Linked DNA regions of Homo sapiens: region 2 is linked to region 1. A link is a contact called in ENCODE Hi-C data. All regions are on one chromosome and are shown on one strand. The core of a region is the stretch at or near the end of the contact, and the rest is flanking DNA. Distances in the headings are between cores, read along the strand shown.

Region 1 (5,409 bases), core at 1,564-4,063:
CTCTACTTCACCCCCACCCACCCCACCCAGGTCAAATCTGGCCAATCACAAATGTCCCACAGAATGTAAAACACCAGAAAACACTGACCTAGACTCTCCTGTTGGGCCGTCCCTGGATAGCAGGGAAACATACCACTCACGGGTGGAAACTTTCACAAACCTAATTTCTATCACTATTATGGGTCAAAGTCTTACGCATATTTCTCTATTGCTCTAGTTTTTACTTATTTGAGACTCTAGAAGGAACGGGTTGTTAAAAAATAATATCTATTTATTTTCTTATTTCATTTATTAAAAAAAAAAATAGGGCTGGGTGCCATGGCTCATGCCTGTAGTCCCAGCACTTTGGGAGGCAGAAGCAGAAGAATCACTTGACGCCAGGAGTTTGAGACCAGTCCGGGCAACACAGTGAGACCCCCATCTCTATGAAAATATAAAAATAAAAGGAATATACACACTGTTTCATGGAGCAAGAAGCCTCATGTAACTAGGCAGCTAGCAGAGGCACTAACATCCAAGACCAATGGAAAACTTCCTTCTTTTCAGGGGTCGGGTCCATGAAACCAGAGAACAAGCCTCAAACCTAGCTGGATCCTGGGAGGCAGAAGTGAAATGACCATTTCCCACTTCCCTCCTGGGGTAGGATAACCAGGTAGAGAAGACTCCCTGCTTCACACCATCCAGACACACCTGCATGGAGGCACTTTCTTTTTTTCTTTTTCTTTTTTTTTTTTGTAGAGACAGGGTCCCACTGCTTCACACTATCCAGACACACCTGCGCGCGGTTTTCTTTCTTTTTTTCACTTTTTTGTAGAGATAGAGTCTCACTCTGTCACCCAGGCTGGAGTGCAGTGGCACGATCATAGCCCACTGCAGCCTCAGCCTCCTGGCTCAAGTGACCCTCATGCCTCAGCCTCTCAAACAGCTGGGACTATAGGTGTATGCCACCACACGAGGATAATTTTAAAATTTTTTCAAAATAGAGGCGGGATCTCAGTGTGTTGTCTAGGCAGGTATCGAACTCCTGGGATCAAGTGATCCTCCCACCTTGGCCTCCCAAAGTACGGGGATTACAGGTGTGAGCTAATGCACCCAGCCTAATTTTTTTATTTTTTGTAGAGACAGGGTCGCACTATGTTGCCCAGGTGGGGGGCCAAAGGTTTTCAGAATAAGAAGAGGGGATGAAGTCCTCTGGGGGTGAAAAGCTTTATTCTTTTTTATTATTATTATTTTGAGACGGAGTTTCGCTCTTGTTGCCCAGGCTGGAGTGCAGTGGCGCCATCTCGGCTCACTGCAACCTTCACCTCCCAGATTCAAGCAATTCTGCTGGCCTCAGCCTCCCAAGTAGCTGGGATTACAAGCGTCTGCAACCACGCCCAGCTAATTTTTTGTATTTTTAGTAGAGACAGGGTTTCACCATGTTGGCCAGGCTGGTCTCAAACTCCTGACGTCAGGTGATCCACCCGCCTCGGCCTCCCAAAGTGCTGGGATTACAGGTGTGAGGTACCGCGCCCGGCCAAAAGCTCTATTCTTTGAAAGATTCCATATACAGAACCTTCAGTCAGATTCTCACTGTCTTTTCTAACTAAAATCCCAAAGCCCTTTCCCTCCAACTGTGTTTGGGGGAAGTATTCCTCGCATAACACATCAGGGGACCAGCCTCTGGAGAGGGGGACCCAAATGGATCTTCAAAGGTTCCACTCTGAGCACAAGAGTGTAGAAGAAATCTGCCCCTCCAGCATTGGCACTGGGATTAAAAGAAGCGTTGTACTCTTTGAAATGGATTTTACATACAAATGAATTGATGAACACCATCAACATGTCAGCTTAATTCAGCCCAATCAATACACCAGGCATTAAAAACTCGGAGAAAAAAATGGATTGTGGCTTTTTGTTGATGACACTGAGGAATTTTGGCCCCAAGCCCTGGCCAGGCAGGACAAATAGGGCAGTCTGCCTATTAGCTGTCAGGCACATCTTGGGGGATAAAACCAAGACCCCAAGTCAGGGCTCAGGGGCACCATGGTCTCCACTTTAGCCCCCAAAGTAATTTTCCCACAAAGTGGCCACACTTTGCATTTCCTACATTCCTTTTCCCTGCTCCGACCCCTTCCGCCCGGCCTCAGAGCTGACAGCTGGGGCTGGCCAGAGCCAAGCAAGAGGCATCGAGAAAGGGGGATGCTAAGGGGTGGGGGGTGGGAAGGGATGTCAATGCAACCAAGAAGTGATCGGAGGGGAAGAGAGGTCCCCTCACCCTTCACATTCCCAGCCCGGCGCCCCCACTCTCCGCCCCCACACTTGAGCCTCCAAGTGGCTCCCGTGCGCTTCCCTTGTTTAGGGGCAACCCTTCCATTCCGCCCCTTTTCAGTTCCTTCCCCTCTCACCTCATCTTGGGACTCCTGCCCGGTACCCAGCCGATCAGGCTCCTCTTGGCCACGCATCCTGCCATCTCCTCCGAGCCCGCCTCTGCCCTTCTCCCCAGGCCAGCTGGGGTACCCTGGGGTCCCCGACCTTCCTGGGATCGCCCAGATCTGCACGTCAATGCCCCCGCTCACTACACCCTCGCCCCGTCTTCAACTGGGGCCTGCAAGACTCCTACTCCCTTCAAAGCCCCTCCCGGACACCGCGTCCCTCAGGGTGCCCCAGGGATGCCCCGGGGTCCCCCGTCCTCACCTGAGTCCGCTCGAAGCTCTCGCGCTCCGCCGCCTCCAGCCCAGCGCCGACCCCGCGCCGGCTCAGCACCTTGGGCAGTGGGTTGGGCACCTGCTTCATGGAGCTGGCCATCCGATCCATGTCGCCGCGAGGAGCCGAGTCAGGGGCCCTCGGCTGCCCCGGGATCCCCACGGCGCCGCCCGCCCCGCCCTACCCGCGGGGATCCGGCGCTAACGGGACGGCTCCCGCCTGCCATTGGCTGTGAGTTCTGCCAGTCTTCCAGAGACCCCGCCCCTCGCCGAACGGCTTCCCCGCCCGCCCCCGCCCCTTCAGGAGCCCCTCCGCTGGCTCGGCCCCGACTAGCCTCTCGGGGCCTCGAGGCGCGTGGTGACTGGTCTGGAGTCCTGTCAGTCACCGTGGTCCCGCCGTTCTAGGCAGGGCCGGGGCGGGGTGCGGACGGGGCGAGGCCTGGATGGGGCGTGGCCTGGGCGGGCTGCCCTGATATGCCCTCGCTCGCCCCGCCCCCGCCCGCGCACCGCCCTCTCCTCCCCTCGGCCGCAGTCCCCGCGCGCCCCGAGCGTGCTGCCCTCCGCCAAGCGCCGCCCACTACCCTGCCCGCTCCTGCAGGGGGCTATCCCGCGACGGCCCGTGGAGATGGGCGGGGATGACGCGGGCCGGGCAGTGGGGCCTCCCCCGGGGGAATCCCAGCCCGCCTGCGAATAGCCCGTTAGCTCCTTCCGGGCCTGGGACCCGGGAGCGCCGGACTGACCAGCCCTGCGGCCGCAGCCCGGGAAAGCGCAGCCCCGCGGGCGGGGCGCAGCGTGGGCGCCTGGCCGGATCCGGCTCAATGGGTGGCCGCCCCCACCCAGCTCCCAGGCTTCCCCGTCCTGCACTTCTCCATTCTGCCCCTGCCCATGCCCTCTGCAAGGATCGCAGAGCCCAGGTCCCGGAGTTCGGGGCTGAGTCCGCGGGCACCTCCCGGGACCTGCCTCCCAAACCTCATCAAAGGAACCCGTCAGAGCTTATTTGTTGGTAGAAAGCCCTGTAGACACTTTCGGTTTATCTTAGGCTCTGAGCCGCGCGTCCCATCCTGCTCAGACGTCAGCCAGGGTACCAGCAAGCAGAGAGAAGTGTGATGCTTAGCAGGAGTGCTGGAGAAAGTTAAAAGTTTTCCGTTAAACTCCAATTTAGGTGTGTTTTTGTTTTTGTTTTTGTTTGTTTTTTTTTTTTTTTTTGGTTTCATTTGGAGTCAGTCTCCCTCTGTCGCCCAGGCTGGAGTGCAGATCGTAACACACTGGGACCTTGAGCTCCTGGGTCCTAGCGATTTTCCTGCCTCGGCCTCTCGAGTAGCTGGGACTACAGATGCACGCCACCAAGCCTGGCTATCTTTTTTGCAGAGATGGAGTCTTTCTATGTTGCCCAGACTGGTCTCGAACTCGTGGCCTCAAGCAAGCCTCCCACCTTGGCCTCCCAAAGTACTGTGATTACAGACATGAGCTACAGCACCCGGCATAGATGTATTTTTTAAAAGTTATTTGAAACTCGGAGTAATGAATGGCACCTTTAGGCCTAACAATTTGGTGATTCGTGTGTGTGTGTGTGTGTGTGTGTGTGTTGTAAATTTGGCCAGGTGCGGTGGCTTACACCTGTAATCTCAGCGCTTTGGGAGGCTGAGGCAGGCGGATCGTTTGAGCTCTGAACTTTGAAACCAGCCTGGGCAACATAGCAAGACTCCATCTGTACAAAAAATTTTAAAATTAGCTGGGCGTGGTGGTGCAAGCCTGTAGTCCCAGCTACTCACAAGGCGGGAGGATTACTTGAGCCAGGGAGGCAGAGGTTGCAGTGAGCAGAGATCGCGCCACTGCACTCCAGCCTGGGAGACAGAGCGAGACCCCGTCTCAAAAAAATATATACATATTTCTTTGTAGTGAGGGGTATGTTGCTGGATTGCCCAGGCTGGTCATGATCTCCTGGGCTCAAATGATCCTACCACCTCAGCCTCCCAAAGCACTGGGATTACAGGTGTGAGCCACCCTGCCCTGCCTGTTTTTTTTTTGTTTTTGTTTTTATTTTTTTTAATAAGAGCGTTTGGTAAAAATTCACACATTCAATAGAGAAGTGAAAGAGGGGTGGGCATTTGCGGTTACTAAGGAGCCACTGAAGACTTTTGCTCAGATGTGTGCACTGAGGAGCTTGTATTGTGGGGATGGATTATGGGGGCCTGATGGAAGGGAGGAAATCAGTGGGGAGACTCTAGCGTAGATGAGAGATGATGAGGGCCTAGAAGAGAAGGGAGAGGAGGAAGTTCTGTCCCGTGGGAGGTTACGCAAATAAGGCTTGGACACAGGGATTGGGGGATGGGCAATGGCGGTGCCATTCAGGCTACATTTGCATAGGAAGGACTGGACTGGTTTCACCTTTACTTAAATTGTGTTTCTGTGGGAGGCTTTGGGAGTGCCCCCTCCCTTGTGTTGCTTTGGGAGAGATTAGATGTCACCTGATTTTTCATGTCTAGGGAGAGGGAGATGACAACTGAGCGTGGGAGCACGGTAGGGGCGCTGACAGAGGAAGAGGAAATTACCTTGGCCGGGCACCGTGGCTCACACCTGTAATCCCAGCACTTTGGGAGGTCGAGGCGGGCAGATCACTTGAGGCCAGGAGTTCAAAATCAGCCTGGCCAACATGGTGAAATTCTGTCTCTACTAAAAAATACAAAAAAGTAGCCAGGTGTGGTGGCATGTGCCTGTAATCCCAGCT
Region 2 (5,409 bases), core at 2,103-4,602, 2.1 Mb before region 1:
AGGGGGATCAGCGAGAAAGAGGGGACAAGCTGAGGTAGGAACCTCCCATTGGCGCTGACCACTGCCTTTTAGGTTGAAGAAGGCTTGTAACACAAAGTGGGAGGGGCCGAGGGAGGGCTGGATAGAGGGAGTATCTAGGAGACCCCCGAACACTTAGTGAACACAATGGGCCCTGAGGAGGCAGAGCAAACTGGGGAGCTCAGAAAGGCTTACCAGAGAAGGTGACATTTGAGCTGGGCTTCAAAGGTGCAATAGGAGTTCTGAAATTGAGGGAGAAAATAATGGAACCAAAGAGAAGTCCACAGGCAAGGTAAGGGCTAAAATAAATGGTGAAAGGGGCCAGGCATGGTGACTCACGCCTGTAATCCCAACACTTTGGGACGCCGAGGCGGGTGGATCACTTGAGGTCAGGAGTTCAAGACCAACCTGGCCATCATGGTGAAAACCCCATCTCTACTAAAAACACACAAAAGAAGGCTGCACGCGGTGGCTCATGCCTGTAATCCCAGCACTTTGGGAGGCCGAGGTGGGCGGATCACGAGGTTAGGAGATTGAGACTATCCTGGCTAACACGGTGAAACCCTGTCTCTATTAAAAATACAAAAAATTAGCCGGGCTTGGGGGCGGGCGCCTGTAGTCCCAGCTACTCAGGAGGCTGAGGCAGGAGAACGGTGTGAACCCGGGAGGCGGAGCTTGTAGTGAGCTGAGATCGCGTCACTGCACTCTGACCTGGGTAACAGAGTGAGACTCTGTCTCAAAAAAAAAAAAAAAAAAAAAAAAAAAAAAAAAAATTACTGTGATCCCAGCTACTCCGGAGGCTTAGGCAGGAGAACTGTTTGAACCTGGGTGGCAAAGATTGCAGTGACCTGAGATCACACCACTGACTCCAGCCTGGGCGACAGAGGGAGACTCTGTCTAAAAAGAAAGTGAAGGGACTGTGTGAGTCCAGAGGAAAAGGGAATAACCCCCTAGCCTGGGAAGGTGGAGAGGGCTTCCTGGAGGTGGTGATATTCCAGATGAGTCTTGAAGGGGAAAGCCAATTTTAGTTGTTGTAAAAATGTAGAACTGTTTTTAAAAAAAAGTAGAAGTGTTACTTTTATGGTCTGTCAACAAGGCTGTCCTGCCGCTTCTCCCAGACATTGGCACCATGCCTGCCCACCATGCTATGGCTGGATAGGGAGAGTCCTTGCTCAGCTCTTCCCGCCCCTATGCCTTGGCTTATGGATTTCTGTTTGCTTTCATCATTTTCTCCTTCAACTTGAGAACTCCTATTCAACCTCTGAAACCCAGCTCAAATGCCACCTCCTCTGGTAAGCCTTCCTAATTGCTCTTTGTACTTTTGTAGCAGTGTATTAAGGTGGAACAAGCTCAGTTGTCGTTGTTGTTTTTTGAGACGGGGTCTTGCTCCATTTCCCAGGCTGGAGTACAGTGGCAAAATCATAGGTCACTGCAGCCTCAACCTCCTGGGCTCAAGTGATCCTCCCACCTCAGCCTCCTGAGCAGCTGGGGCTACAGGCACGAACCACCACGGCCGGCTACTTTATTTTTTATGTTTGGCAGAGATGGGGGTCTCATTGTGTTGCCCAGGCTGGGTCACTCATTGTCTGACTTAATTTCTGAGTGTCTATTTCCTGAGATGGGGACAATGGCTTAACCTATTTGTAAAGACAAGGTACAGGACATATCGGGGATCACATGGGAATCACAAAGCCATCATGAGGTGACACCTGCCATTTGTCTTATACTAGAATTAGTTGAGTGGGAATGGGACTCTGCCTTAATCCATGAACTCCCTGAGGGCAGGGACAGTGTCCCCACAGGGCCTAACCCAGTGTTCAGCGCAGAGCGGCATCGTATGCTCTGTGGACACTGTACAAATGAGAAGAAACGGGACTGTATCATTTACCTGTAATGTGACTTTGGGGAGGCGACATCATCTCTTTTTTTTCTTTTTTTTCTTTGTTTGAGACGGAGCACGGAGTCTCTGTCGCCCAGGCTGGAGTGGAGTGGTGCTATCTCGGCTCACTACAACCTCCGCCTCCCAGGTTCAAGCGATTCTCCTGCCTCAGCCACCTGAGTAGCTGGAATTACAGGCGCCCACCACCACGCCCGGCTAATTTTTGTTGGTCAGGTTGGTCTCAAACTTCTGACCTCAAATGATTCACCCACCTTGGACTCCCAAAGTGCTGGGATTACAGGCATGGGCTACCGTGCCCGGCCTCTGTGATGCTTCTGCATGTCTAAAATAACAAGTGGGTATTGACCTACTATGTGTATTCATTATAACATTGCTAGCCATATCACTATCCCTCAGCATTTTAATTTTACTTTTATAGAGATGGGGTCTTGCTGTGTTGCCCAGGCTGGTCTCAAAACTGAGCTCAAGCAATCTCCCACCTCTGCCTCCTGAGTAGCTAGGACTACAGACGCATGCCACCATGTCCGGATACTTTTTAAAAGCATTTAAATACTTTTAAAAATTGTTCTTTTCACTCTTTTTTTTTTTTTTTTTGAGACGGAGTCTCGCTCTGTCACCCAGCCTGGAGTGCAGTGGCGCGATCTCCGCTCACTGCAAGCTCCGCCTCCCGGGTTCACGCCATTCTCCTGCCTCAGCCTCGCGAGTAGCTGGGACTACAGGCGCCCGCCACCACGCCCGGCTAATTTTTTTTGTATTTTTAGTAGAGACGGGGTTTCACCATGTTAGCCAGGATGGTCTCGATCTCCTGACCTCGTGATCCGCCCGCCTCGGCCTCCCAAAGTGCTGGGATTACAGGCGTGAGCCACCGCGCCCGGCCTCTTTTCACCCTTTTGACAATTTTTAAATTTTTTTAAATAGAGACGGGGGTCTTGTTATGTTGCCCAGGCTGGTCTCAAACTCCTGGCCTCAAGCGATCCTCCCTTCTCGGTCTCCCAAATCGCTGGAATTACAGGAGAGAGCCACCGCGCCCGGCCAGCAAGTCAGCGCTCACCATCTCCAACCCCATTTTACAGAAGAGAAAACTGAGGCTTGGGGAGGGCTGCAAGGCAGGAGCCCTCGGCGCCCGGCCAAAGTCAGAAATTTGTTGTTGCCATCCGAGGGGAAAACGTGCACGGGCTCTGCAAATTGTAACCGCCCGGGGTGGGAGAGTCCGTGCCTGGGGGCGTGGTGAGCCAGGGCCGGTGCTGGGGCGCAGAGCAGGGCGGCTCAGATTCCGGGAGGGGCGGGGAGATCGGGTTGCTGGGCGATCCTGGGGTGCTGGAGGCGGCGCGGCGCGGCCGGGGCGGGGAGGGGTGCGGCCCGCCTCCTCCCTGCCCCACCCCCAGCCCCGGCGCCGCGGCTCCTTTAAGAGCGGGAGGGGCGCCCCCTGGCGGCGGAGCGGTGCGTGCGGCCGGAGCCGGAGCGGATCCTGGAGCCGGAGCGGAGCGGAGCGGAGCGGAGCCGGGGCGGAGCGGGCCGAGCGGGCCGAGCCAGCAGCCGAGCTGGGGGCGCGGGCGGGCGGCATGTACCGGGCCCGGGCGGCGCGGGCGGGGCCGGAGCCCGGCAGCCCGGGGCGCTTTGGGATCCTCAGCACCGGGCAGCTCCGGGACCTGCTTCAGGATGAGCCCAAGCTGGACCGGATCGTGCGGCTCAGCAGGAAGGTAGCGCGGGGGGCTCGAGCGGGGGGCGCGGGGGACGGGCAGCGGCCTGCGGGACCTGCCGCTCGAGGGAAGGGCCGCGCGGGCCGGGCCGCGGGGCCGCCCGTGGGCGCGGAGCCTGGCACGTACGAGTGGGCCCCGCGGAGCCACCCCCGGGGGAGGGGGCGCTTGGAGCTGGCCTGGGGCGGGTGGGGCGCCGGGGACCCGAGGGGGGCGCCTGTGCACCCCCAGGATGGCCGCGAGGCGTGTCCTACAGCGGATGCTCCGGGGAGGTGTGTTCCGGGGGGCTGTGTTGTGGGGGGCCCTGGCTCGCACACCCACGTTCTGTAAGGGCCAGAAAGAGGAGGCGCCTTCCACTGGGAGAACTAGGGGCCTGTCTGACACCTGGAGGGGCCGTTGGGGGTTCACGCATTCTGGGGGCGCAAGAGGGGGCTTTGTGCCTGGCGTTGGGGAGGGGTGCTGGAAGCTGCCGTGTGTATTGCATAGGCCACCGTAAGAGAAAGTTGTATATTTCACGGGAGATAGGCCCGGGCTGGTTGTCTGTGGGGGGCAGAAAGGGCAAGTGTGTGTTGAAAGCAGGCAGGCGAGGAGGGGCTTGTGCATCCCACAAGGGACAGATGGAGGGGAGTGCGTTCTCCAGGGGCAGGGAGGGGAGGTTGGGCCCTGCTAGAGACAAGGAAAAAGCCTTCTCCAGGGCCGGGGCTGCTGTAAGCCCGGAGCAGGGAGGAAAAGGGGGTGTGTATTCCTTGGGGTGTGAGGATTCCACTGGAGGCAGAGGAAGGGGTGGGAAGGGAAGAGAGGGTGACCCGAGGGGGTGCTGTGAGGGGACGGGGTGCAGACACCCCTCTGGAGAGGATGAGCAGGGGGTGGGAGTGTTTTCGGTGCAAACACCTGAGGAGGAAACAGACAAAGGCCTGGAGTGAGAGGGAAGCTGTCCATGCATGGAAAATGGGGCAGAGGAGGGAGGGGCACTCCTCCGGGACCTGAGCAGACATATTAATTGAAAAATTAAAAATTAACTAACATTTGTAGAGGCCTTTATAGTTTTCCTCACTTAAGTCTCTCAACAACCCCATAAGGTGGATGTTTTTTAACTCGATTTGTAAAAGAGGAAACTGAGGCCAGAGAGGGAGCTCAGGGCAGAGCCAGTTCTGGTCCCGGCCTGTCATCGTCCCTTCACCTGTTGGGTTCACCACCCTGAAGGGGTGCCTGACAGGTGCCTTTGGCCTGGCCCTCAGGCACGGTCGCCCAGTAGGGTGGACGGGGCAGTAGGGTGGACAGGGCAGATCCCCTGAGCGGGCCTCTTAGCTCCTCTCTGCCCGCAGTTCCAGGGCCTGCAGCTGGAGCGTGAGGCCTGCCTGGCCTCCAACTACGCGCTGGCCAAGGAGAACCTGGCCCTGCGGCCCCGCCTGGAGATGGGCCGGGCTGCCCTGGCCATCAAATACCAGGAGCTTCGTGAGGTGGCCGAGAACTGCGCGGACAAGCTGCAGCGACTGGGTGAGGGCACGTCTGGGAGAACCCCCTGGGGCTGGTGGGGGCAGTTGGCCATCCGGTGGGTTGGCCTTGGGAAGTGCCAGGCTCTGATGGATGGGAGTTGGGCGGACCTGCTCCTGGCTTGCTGGGCAGTAGAGTTGAGGAAGTGAGAGGAAGTGGGGAGGGTTGGGTGGGAGAAAGGGGACCCAATACGCAGGGTCCCCCTGAGATGCTGAGGGGGACAAAGCCTCCCCTGTCTCTTTTGTACTAGGACGAGGAGCAGAAACTTGGTAGGGGCCGGATCCACAAAGCGGTCACATG

Evidence for each region. Hi-C counts contacts between places; a loop is a spot of excess contacts on that map. Pooled maps may share reads with other maps.
Region 2: a pooled map shows a loop between it and region 1 (13-fold over the local background). The contact joins the promoter of VPS37D here to the promoter of HIP1 in region 1. A Hi-C loop is called at or near these places in 5 of 50 pooled maps.

Annotation. Positions count from the first base shown.
Region 1 is chr7:75,736,128-75,741,536 of GRCh38, forward strand. HIP1 (huntingtin interacting protein 1) reads right to left here and starts at 2,814. Exons shown (of 31, transcript NM_005338.7): 1 at 2,674-2,814. The coding sequence starts at 2,793. RefSeq lists a silencer at 2,602-3,591.
Region 2 is chr7:73,664,479-73,669,887 of GRCh38, forward strand. It overlaps VPS37D (VPS37D subunit of ESCRT-I), which reads left to right and starts at 3,353. Exons shown (of 4, transcript NM_001077621.2): 1 at 3,353-3,618; 2 at 4,941-5,112. The coding sequence starts at 3,481. RefSeq lists silencers at 2,964-3,013, 3,024-3,123, 3,234-3,533 and an enhancer at 3,515-4,510.